2 separate regions of the Mus musculus genome follow, and region 2 is linked to region 1. A link is a loop called in an ENCODE intact Hi-C map of the cell type or tissue named here. Cell type or tissue: heart. All regions are shown on one strand. Links, peaks and the distances in the headings refer to the core of each region. The heading gives the core; the rest is flanking DNA.

Region 1 (5,379 bases), core at 293-5,292:
GGTTGGCTGGTTGGTTAGCTGGTTCGGTCTGGTTGGGTCTTTAGCATGCTTGCAGGCTAAGGAGAAGAAGGAATTCACAGATAGTTTTGTTGGCCTGAATTCTCTGAACCAGTGAGGGCAGGAATAGAGCAGTTTCTAGAGTGAGTTAATGAATAGTCTTCTACTCACTAGAGTGTGGCCCACAGACCAGGAGACCTGGCACGAACTCAAAGCTTGTTAGAAATGTTTAACCTGTGTTTAGTTTGTAGAAGAACCCAGAGTCAGCATTTGAACAAGAGCCCAGGTCATCGATATGTATAGTAAATATATTCTTACTAAAAACTGGGATAGGTTAAGACAGAAATACGGAGGAAGATCCAGAGCATATGCAGACACTCAGACTCCTTCTTCGTTCATTTACTTAAGTCTGTTTTGATTTTTATCTGAGACTCAGGAAGAGATGATTAGAACGCCCTTCAAGTACTTCCAAGTTTGGTGTGTGCATGGGAGCGGTAGATGAGAAGTGAAGCTTTGTGTGCCGTGAAATAATCTCCAGTCCAATCAGAGCTAAGGCTCAGCTTTTCTCTAGCCAGAAGCATCTACAGATGTCACCGCTTAGACATCAAACTTAGGTGTCTTCCTTATTTGGTTGGCAGTGGCTCTGATATTTTTGGGCTTAGTTTCGTGGTTCAGCAAATTGTTAAAGTCTCTCATGTGGCTCTATCATGTAGCCAGGCTTGAGAACTGAACTAAGTCAAAGTGAGGCTTCCCAGCCTTGGAGTTTCAATGACAGATGATCCTGGGTTCCATTCCCTATGGATTTCAGTTTAATCAGGCTGAGGTGACACTTTAAAGATGACCTACTGATGTCACTGACTCCGTCCCTCTAAGTACTTCCCCTTCCTCAACAGCTCTCAGCTTCAGCTACAGAAATCACCCGGGGAAACTCTGAGAATGCCAACGTTCAAGCACTCCAGTCAAAACTGGCCATACCTGGATGGGAGAGATGCTTTTGTGGTTGAGAGCACTGGCTGCTCTGGCAGAGAACCCAGGTTCAACTTGGAGCACTCAGGGAATGGCTTACAACCTCTGAAACTCCAGCTCTAGATCGGATGCCTTTGTCTGGCCTCTGAGCGCACCTGAAAGACATATGCTGCGCACATACAATGCTCACGTCAGCATTTAAGTGTTGAAAGGAAGCACGTGCCTTTTACCCTTCAGCTGAAGTCTTGTGGCATCAGTTACTGAGCCTCTTGGTGTTCACTCCGATTCAACAGCAATAGCAAGAAAGACTGCATGGTGACCATCAACTATGTACATAGGCCAGTGCCTTTGTGTTCTGTGTTTGTACACCTAGCAAGACCAGTTTTTCATAGATGCGATGAATTAACAGCCCTATTTCTTCCTATTATGTAAGACTAGTGCTACTGCTCAGAACTGTGCCCCTTCATACGTGTGATTGCATCAGCAGTGACACCACATGATGGGAGGCAATTTAGGGGATAAACATAAACACTCCGAAGTTTTCCTCAAGATTCACAACTAACTTGCCAGTGGCTTCCCCAACTTGTGACCCAGAGATCTCATCAGAATCCTGGCGCCTGCATGCTCTAAATGATGGTTACTGAGCACAATTTTTATTTGTGGTCCTGAACTTTGAATTTTCAATAAGCTCTAGTGCATTCTGAAATTGGGAATGTCTGTCTTTCAAAGGAGACTAGAAACAAGAACTATGGCAAAAAGAATGCCTTTTATCAGTTAAATTCAATATTTAATGAGCACCTTAAGCTGGCAAAATGCCAGCACAAGACATGTGTTCAGTGTCTCTACAAAAATCACGACATAAAGCAATACATTTACTGTATTAGTCTATTCTACAACAACTATTAGTAAGACAGGCCTATCTTCCCCTGTGATGAGAGTGGAGTACTAAGCCAATGCTCTAAACAGGCAGTTTAAGCCAAGGCTCAATCTCAAAACTTTTAGGTTCGCTGTTGTCCTAGAATTCGGTTTAGATGTTACAGGAATTTCTACATTCTCTCAGTTGCAGGTGAGTTGTTACAGATGCTAGAATACTCTAATGAGAAGTCAGTTACAGGGAGCACACAAGCTATTTCGTTGAATCCCATTCCAACCTTTATGGTACTGAACACGAACAGCATTGGGACTTCATTTCCCAGAAGGCAGTGCGACACCGACTCACGCGAGCCTTCGGGGGAAACTTGCCTGTTTTTTTCACGCCTGCCGTAAAGGCGCGCGGTCTGCTGGGACATGTAGTTTGGTTAGCCCTAGGACGCCCCCTCAAATGAATGGGACCGGGTATGACTGAGAACTACAGCTCCTGGTCTGGCCGCGTCGGTGGCAGCTGCGGAGGAAGAGTTGATCAAGACGGCCCTCAGGGAGGGAACCGCTGGCGGTGGTGATGTTGCGCGCGGATTTTCTAGGGTAGCGAACTGAAAGGGCGCTTTTTCTGCGCGCTGGCTCCCCGTGCCCCGCACCGGCCATGCGCCCGGCCTTCGCGGTGGGCCTGGTGTTCGCAGGCTGCTGCAGTAATGTGATCTTCCTAGAGCTGCTGGCCCGGTGAGTGACCCTCTCGGGCCGCGCCCGGGTTCTCGAAGCTGGTCCGGGGTTGCTAGCCCTGGCCGCCTCCCTAGTGCGCTGCACGGGATACCCACGCAGTCAGCTACTCTGCAGCCCTGGCACTCCTCCATTCGTTAGCATCCAGGTGACAGGAACATCCAGAGTGCTGCTGTCGGCATCTCCAAGCCACACTTTGGGGAGTTTGAAGCCTGGAGACTTTCTCACGTGACCGATCCTAGGTCTCTAGGAGCACCCTCTCCAACTACTACTCATCCAACTCTAGCACCTTTCGCTGACCAGTGAATGAATGACACGTGTCTGTCTGGAGCAAAACTTTTCTCACAGAAAGTTTTGTGTGTGTGTGTGTGTGTGTGTGTGTGTGTGTGTGTGTGTTGACATGTTTTGCGAAACATTTGTTTTTGTTGGTCGTAGAGATAGATGGTTGTGAGCACTTGGCTTAGACTCATATGTGAGTGATGTGGTGCAGATAACAACTGAGCTGTCACCATGGTCCCTGGGCATTTCGCACATCACAGTCTTTCGTTGAGAAGCGTGCTCTTTGAAGTGTAGATTGGGAACAGGATTGGCTTTGTGGTGTGGTGTCTTGCAAATAACGTTGGGTAACTATGTGCAAAGTTCAGTAGGCAGAAGTTAGAAAAGAGACAGGAGATGAACTGGAAAACGATTAGGACTAAACAGCTCCAGTTAGTTATTTAAGGTTTGGAGCTTCGGTCTCCTTTTTCAGACAGTTCAATACTCAGTTCAGAGTCACTAGCTACAGGTTTCTATCTATATACTGCTTAGGGCAACCCTGTGACCAAGAGTTACATTGTTTTGTTGAAAGTGAAACAGATGCAAAGTTGGGCATCTTTTCACTATTTGGAAGTGGCAGAGCAAAAATGGGCTGGACTGTATCTGTCTAAGCTCCTAGCCCAGTAACATTTCCAGATGCCTTCCATTTTTGAACTTGAGTTTTGAACATGGTGTGATGTCTGTTGGAAATTTATCCTGTTTGATACTGTTGGTTTGAATCCTTCAGAAGTAAGCAGTTTATTTATGATCAAGTCTGTATGTGTTATAGTTTGCTTTTAGAGAGCTTACCGTTTTATTATGCAGAGTGTTGATGAAGATCGATTGTCTTGGGAGTGGACAGGAAGATGAAAATGAAAAAGAAGTTTCTGGATACACTTCAAAGGCAGAAAACTTTGGAATTCAATCTATTTAATATATTTTTAAATAAGAAAGTGATATATATTCAGGCTAGCTATAGAAACAAAGTCAGATAATTGCATTGAATATGCCACTAAATTATGTGAAACCTGTGTGTTCTAGCTTGTGAGCTCTTGGCTAAAACACTTTTCTCAACCATCAGAGGGGTGGGTGATAACAGCTTCATCCCCATGGATTTTGAAGGTGAATGAGAAATGCCTACCTCACGTTGGTGACTTCCCTAGCCTTCTCCCTTACAATTTGTCTCAGTGCAGGCGTACGTTGTTTTTGTGAGGGTCCAGAAAAGTTCTGTGTGTATCCAGAAATGGATTCCTTTCTCTTTATAAAGTCTTTTCATTCTTTATAGGAACTTTTATTTAGAATTTTATTAGGATCAATTTGTAAATGAATCCAAATTCCTTATTTAACTTTACATATATATAAATCTGCATTTTTGCATACAACTGAGGGTTTTCCTTAAGACGTAAGGAAGTGGGCTTATTAATGCAATGTATAGTACATTAGACTGATAACAACGTATGCCTGATTTGCTTAAGTAAACTCTTCACACTGTCGAGCCGTGAAAGCCGACCCGATTCGTCCAGATAGCCTTTAAAGTTCCTTCTAGATATGATCTTGAGATTTGTGGCTTTAATCTTGAGAAATCACCGTAGAAACTTCTCAGAAAAGCAGAAGCTGTGCTTTTTAAATGGCTTCCTTGGAACACTCAGGTGTTAACTCTAAATACAAAGGCTGCAAAGACTTGTTGAAAGAAGGGAGTGTTGAGCCATTTCCCCCCCAGTTGAAAAACAGATTCAGTTTCTTCTTGCTGACCTTTGTAGACCTAGAATTGGTGCCAGTGATAAGGTGCAAACCTTGTGCACTGCGTAAGCAGCTACACAGTAGTGAGTGAGGTCTTGATTCCCTTCTTAAGGAGCTTATGGTCAACCTTGAAAGCATGATACATATGTGTATATGCTATACACACACACACACACACACACACACACACACATACACATAGAGAGCTAATGAAGCAGGTAAGGTATTGTGTGTCTTAACATCAGGATAACAATCTGAAAGATTTTATTTTTCCCTTTAAGACATGATGGTGAATTCAATAAGAAAGTTTTATATCCAGGAAAGAAAGGAGGTGAAAACGTCTGCCCAAGTCATTCCTTTCAAAGTTGCTGGGTTGTTTGTTTGTTTTTTTTTTTTAATTGAAATTTGAATTTTTGCCAAAGAAAGTCCTAAGTAAGAGAAGGTGTCTGCAATTAATGATTATAAGTCTTAAATAAAGCTTAAGAGAAGGAAAGATTCTGGGAAAGCATTTCAAGTTTTTATTTATTAGAACTTTATTTATTCGCTTTAAAGCGATTTATTCCAGCTAACAGAACCCTTTTCCTTGAGCCGTGCCAGCAGTGTGTCCCTAAGATGCTCTCCGAGTTAGCTTAAAGGAGTGTTGAATGTCGGATCGTAGGAAGGCATCACGCACCTCCTATGCAAAGACAAAAAGTAGACTAGAGTTATCAGAGGACCCCATGGGAGGGAGAACAGGAATGTGATTCCTGGTGAGATTTCTTCTGGGGCACCCTAAAGTTAGATGGTGGT
Region 2 (5,379 bases), core at 137-5,136, 300 kb before region 1:
TTATTTCCTCCCGAAGGCGTCGGAATTCTGTTAGTTAATATTCTAGAACCATTTCCCCCATTCACGGGCTATAAACCCTTCCTAATTTGGGGGGGGGGGCTCCATCCTGCAAAGTCTAATAATAAACTTCATTACAATTTTGCATTTCTTTTGACTTACTGTAGTGAAATACTTGCTCCTACCCCTTAGCACAAAAAGAAATGACACTTTTTGGCCATGATAGTGGTGGTCGGGCGTGCACGCGTGTGTGCTGGGGAGGGGGTAGTGTTCCCCTGAACCCGGAATATGGTTCCTGAGACTCCTGAATATGCAACAACCTCTTTGCCTTCCATGATATTTCCCCCCTTAACTTACACTTTTAGGATCAAGGTCTGCCTTCGCCCTACACCTGCTTCCTTCCAGTGAATCCACTGGCTAAGACAAGTAGCCACACCTGAGCTATCCAGGAGGTAGAGTTTAACTTTGCTAAGCCACCATCACTACAGCTCTGGGTTCACACACCATCACTCCAGCCGACAGAACTCACTGTTCCTGAGAGATGCTCGCTGAGAAAGGGCCAGCTGAGAGCTGGGGTACTCGGGAGGGTCTCGCTTGAAGCGGGCATCAGGTTCCCACCAGATACTAAAGCCGGGCAAGGTAGCAACCGGCCTTCTCACGATAGAACAGCAAGCCACTCATGAAAGAAAAGAAATCCTCACAACTGTAACAATTACAACGAAGCCACTCACCTGCAAGGAAACTACCAGTAGCAGCCGGTCCTCGGTAACGCCGTGCTGCAGACGCCAGTGAGGATTCATCGCTACAGCCGGCATCAACGCTCTTTTGTAGCCTAGAAGCCAAAATGGTCAGAACCGATAGCGCTGGGTATTGGAAGACAGAGTTGTCACTCATTCACGGCCCCGCCCTCTGGCCAGCGACCAGCCGGAGGTTCTTTCCGGTTTCTCAAGTCCCTGGGGTAAGAAGGGAAGCTATGATTGGTTTAATGAGGAAACAGACGCACGGATAGACCAATAAGATGGTAGTTTCGGACATAGGCAGGCGGGCTTTAGTCGTAGAGACCCAAACCCCTGAGCATCGCCGGGGCAATGTTTGTGGGCTGCTAGCTTTGCCGTCCAGAGACCTGTTTGAAGTTCTCGAAATTGAAACACACCTGCTGTGAAAAGCGGGTCAGCAGATGAAGGGATACTTCTTCTAGTTAACGGAAAATTTCAGGTCCTACCTAGGCTGAACCCGGTAGATCCTCACGAAAGCTTGTTTGGCACGCCTGTGCGTCGAAAACAGAGATTAAAATGAAAACCTTTAAAGTGTCCTATTTACAGATAGTCGCTCATTCTTACTTTCTCCTAACATTATGAAGAGAAGAGAAGCGAATAATAGGATATCCTAAAAGTACAAGAAGGGCGAAGAGGTTAGAAAAGTAGAAAATGGTACACTACAGTTTCTGAAATTAAACCTATGAAAATGCCAGCTTGTCACTCGGGTCTGGTACCAGAGCTGGAAGCTACTAAGCAGGCTTGAACTACCACACAAGGTCTGAAACGTGTGTCAAAACGTGAATGAGAAAGATAAGAAATGTTATGTGTGCCTGAGCAGACGGGAAAATTCCCCTTCTTGGTTTCTGAAAGCTGTTCCACTTAGTGTCTTCTGAACTCACCTAGTTAATTCTATAAACAAGTCCAATAAGTTTGTGACCAGCTAATGGGTGCTCAGATCAGTTATTTAGGATGAAAATCTTGACACACCATGAACTGGTGTCATGATGGCCTGCTTGTAGCAAGCTGTATGTCCCATTTATGCATTTTAGCTCATGATAGTTGCAGCTACCCCTTTCTGAGAGAGCGTCTCTCAAGGACAGTGAGTTCTGTCGGCTGGAGTGATGGTGTGTGAACCCAGTGCTGTAGTGATGGTGGCTTAGCAAAGTTAAACTCTACCTCCTGGATGGCTCAGGTGTGGCTACTTGTCTTAGCCAGTGGATTCTCAGGTCAGAACAGCTGGAGAAGGAATCTGCCCAATCGTACACACCTGCCAACCTGTTCTTCCTCTTCTTCATGAGGGCAGATGGACCAGAAAACATTTCCGCTGCCCTGTAGTATCAAAGCTTTCTCCTCAGGAAGGGTAACGGCAGCCATGCAAAACCAATCCTAACAGCCATACAGCATTTGACATTTGAGGGTACTCTGAACCTTAGGATGCCTGCTCATTTGATTTACTTTGACCTTGTTAGGAATACTCAATAACACTAGCTTGGCATATAAAACTTTACAATACTTGTCTTTTAGAACTATTCACCAGGGTCACTAGTGTGTACATTGTTATTTTAAAAAAAAACAAAACATCTTTACCTATGATGCTCTTAGGTGGGATGTGAAAGCGAGTGTTGGGAGCAAGCCTGGTCTTTACGACACAGGTATTCACAGAAGTTAGCAATGGCAGGAGTCACTGTTGCATGGCAAGATTGTTCTTATGTTTATCTAGATCGCAATATCATATCCTGGACCCCATGTTCCGATCTGTCTGTGAGCTGTTTGCCTTGAGAACGTTGAAAGAGTGAACCTGTGCTCACAAAGATTATCATAAATCCATTTGAGGCAAAGATGACCTTCAAAAACATTAGACTACGCCTTACTTCACTGGGCCTTAGAAAGAACCCTACCTGGTTCCTTGCACAAACAATAGGGGATTGAAACAAAAACCCAAGGCTGCTAATTTATAGTTCTGGGGAAAGCCTTTTTTCTTACAACTGCCTCCACCTCCCACAAGCAATGTATTCCAGCTATGAGGAATTTAATTCTAAGGCTGAAGAGATGACCCAACAGTTATGATACTATGGTACCCCTAACAGAGCATCTGAGTTCAGTTTCTAGCACCCACATTTGATGTCTCACAATGTCTATAGCTCCAGCTCCAGGAGGTCAAGCGCCCTCTCCTGGACTCCATGAACACCTGCACTTGTATGTACACATCTATACACATAACTAAAAAACAATAAGAAAGCCAGACGCGGTGATCCATGCCTTTAATCCCAGCACTCAGGAGGCAGAGGAAGGAAGATTTCTGTGAGTTCAAGGCCAGCCTGGTCTTCATAAGGATTTCCAGGAATGCTAGGACTATACAGTGACACCTGTCTCAAAAAGAAAAGAAAAAAGGAAAGATAACAAGAATGAATATTTAAATTTTTTAAATGAGGAATTCCATTCTGATACAATATAGATATTATGAAAACAAGTTTCTTTGGGCTCATTACTTCAAATTTTGATGTAATCCCACTTTCAGTCAAATAAATGAAACAATAATAAATTATTTTAACCTTATTGTCTTTGTCTTTATTGTCTGCATATATTGAAAAGTCAGTATCCGCCCATGTTGTTCCTTGAGAATTGTTCCATTAATAACCTGAATAAAGTACATCTAATGGTAGCATACTTAACTGGTGAAAATAATTTCACATCGATGTGTACAGAGGCCATGGCCTTTTCCAAACAGGGCTGAATTGGTCCACAAAGCATAAAAACATTACTACTGACTTAGATGGTTCTACCTTTATCTAGTTTAGCAGAACCATTGTCTTTCTCCAGTAAATTACAGAGTTAGTCCATATCCCATGTACAGGACTGTCTGTTTATCTTAGTATCAGGGCACATCATCATGAGCTGGCTGTTTGCTGCTGGTAGTCTCCCCCAACTCCTTTCTTTTTCAAAGTCAAGTTAACCTAGTGCAATAAGCCCATGTCTGTCCTTCACCATTGACCTGAGTGCAGATTCCTCTTTCCTGAAACTAAAAAGTGTGTTCATTTCTATATACAGTTGGTACCCAAGCCTTGTCTGCCATCACATGCTGCCTCCAGTTTCTTAGCAGCCTCCTGGGAAGTCCCCCTGAACTTCCTTTAACTCTTCCAGGGAACCAGGCTGGTACTAGTAGGAAACCTTTGTGAATATGGCACAAGTTATCCTCCTTGCCTTCCACCAGCTTAGAGGAGTGACTTCCCATTTTTCCACATATCGACCTTCCTTTCTCCTGTGGTTACCCATTGCCCATGTATTTGCATCTAAGTGGTATATGTGTGCTCAGAATGTTAGCTCCAAAGAAAACTGAAAAAAGGAAATAATTCTGTTTATTTCAATTTGGGTTTTTTTTTTTGAGTCAATATTTGCTGTATAACCCAAGCTGACCTTGAACTCAAAATCCTTCTGTTTTAACCCACAAAGTTACGGGATTACTGGCAAGCATTACACCCAGCTTTTGTATTTATTTTTTAATATTTACCTTTTCCCATTTACTTAATTGTATATGTATAATGAGCAGGTAATAATTTGATATATGTGTATATATATGTATATATATAGTGTATCATGATAGAATGGTAATTAACGTTTCTGCCCTTCTAAACATCATTTCTTTGTGCTAGGGCCTTTTGGACTCCTTCAGTCTGCTCCATTATTAAATGTATAATATGTACAGTCATCTTACCATGCTGTAGAGCACGAGAACTAATCCTGTCTTAACTATTTTGGTAGCAGTTTCTTAAACCTTCCACCCCATACGTCTCCTCACAAGCCTTTTGGTGACCAGTTTCTCTCGTACTTCTAGGACAGTCACTTTAGCTCACATGTATGAATGGAAACGTGTGTGTGTGTGTGTGTGTGTGTGTGTTTCTCATCGTGGTGGTGGCTTGCTTTGTATACGTCCTGACCTCCAGTTCTGCCCCTTCAGCTCCCTCCTTTTGCAGCTGAGAAAAAAAGAAGAGTGAGTGGGCGAAGGGACCACTTGCATAGAAAAGCTTAGAGCTTAGAATAAGAGAGTCCTGTCTCCGGATGAGTGGCAAATGCAGGTGTGTTACCCGGAACGGGTAGTGATCACTAGAGAAGAGCAGTGATGGCAGATTCAAAGGTGTACAGCCGTGTAGTGTGTGCACTCTGTCTGATGTGCACTCCACTAGAACCAGTCTGCCTGGTTTCCCGTAAGGACTGTTATTCTATACCGTGTTGTCTGGGACAGCCTGTCTAACATCTCTCATTTCATTATATAATGAGGCATATTAATTGTAACCACCTCACAAAATTATGTTATTTAAAGAATATCTTCTCTGCAGGGCAAAAACTCAATAAATTCTAGCTTTAAAAAGTCTCAACGTGGGGACCGGAGAGATGGCTCAGTGGTTAAGGCTCTCGCAGAAGACTCTGGTAGAGTTCCCTGCACCACGAGGCAGCTCACAATCAGCTGTAGTTCCAGTTCCAGGGGGATCTGACAGCCTTTGAACCTCTGACCTTTGAACCTCTGAAGGCACCAGCTACCCAGTACACAAACATGCAGGCAAACATTCATAACATAGAAATCAATCTTTCTTTAAAAGGGTCCCGGTGTAAATGACCCAGTACAATT

What was found. A loop is a pair of places that touch in the nucleus more often than their neighbours do. Peaks named below come from ENCODE experiments on the same cell type or tissue, not always from the same donor. Only the 100,000 strongest peaks of a DNase experiment are listed, where the experiment ranks them.
Region 2: a loop joins it to region 1, with 5 times the contacts of the local background. A loop is called at or near these places in 1 of 42 quality-filtered maps.

What each region holds. Positions count from the first base shown.
Region 1 is chr6:34,173,958-34,179,336 of GRCm38, reverse strand. Slc35b4 (solute carrier family 35, member B4) reads left to right here and starts at 2,283. Exons shown (of 10, transcript NM_021435.3): 1 at 2,283-2,559. The coding sequence starts at 2,483. Gm13855 (a long non-coding RNA gene) reads right to left here and starts at 2,289. Exons shown (of 3, transcript XR_868963.3): 1 at 2,115-2,289; 2 at 973-1,132; 3 at 1-56. In heart, for the core only: no CTCF peak of the experiment used is centred there; a DNase peak (open chromatin) is centred at 2,286; H3K4me3 peaks cover 1,878 bases; H3K27ac peaks cover 776 bases.
Region 2 is chr6:34,471,772-34,477,150 of GRCm38, reverse strand. It overlaps Bpgm (2,3-bisphosphoglycerate mutase), which reads right to left and starts at 795. Exons shown (of 3, transcript NM_007563.5): 1 at 729-795. In heart, for the core only: a CTCF peak has its summit at 2,925 (motif pointing left); a DNase peak (open chromatin) is centred at 910; H3K4me3 peaks cover 1,786 bases; H3K27ac peaks cover 3,178 bases.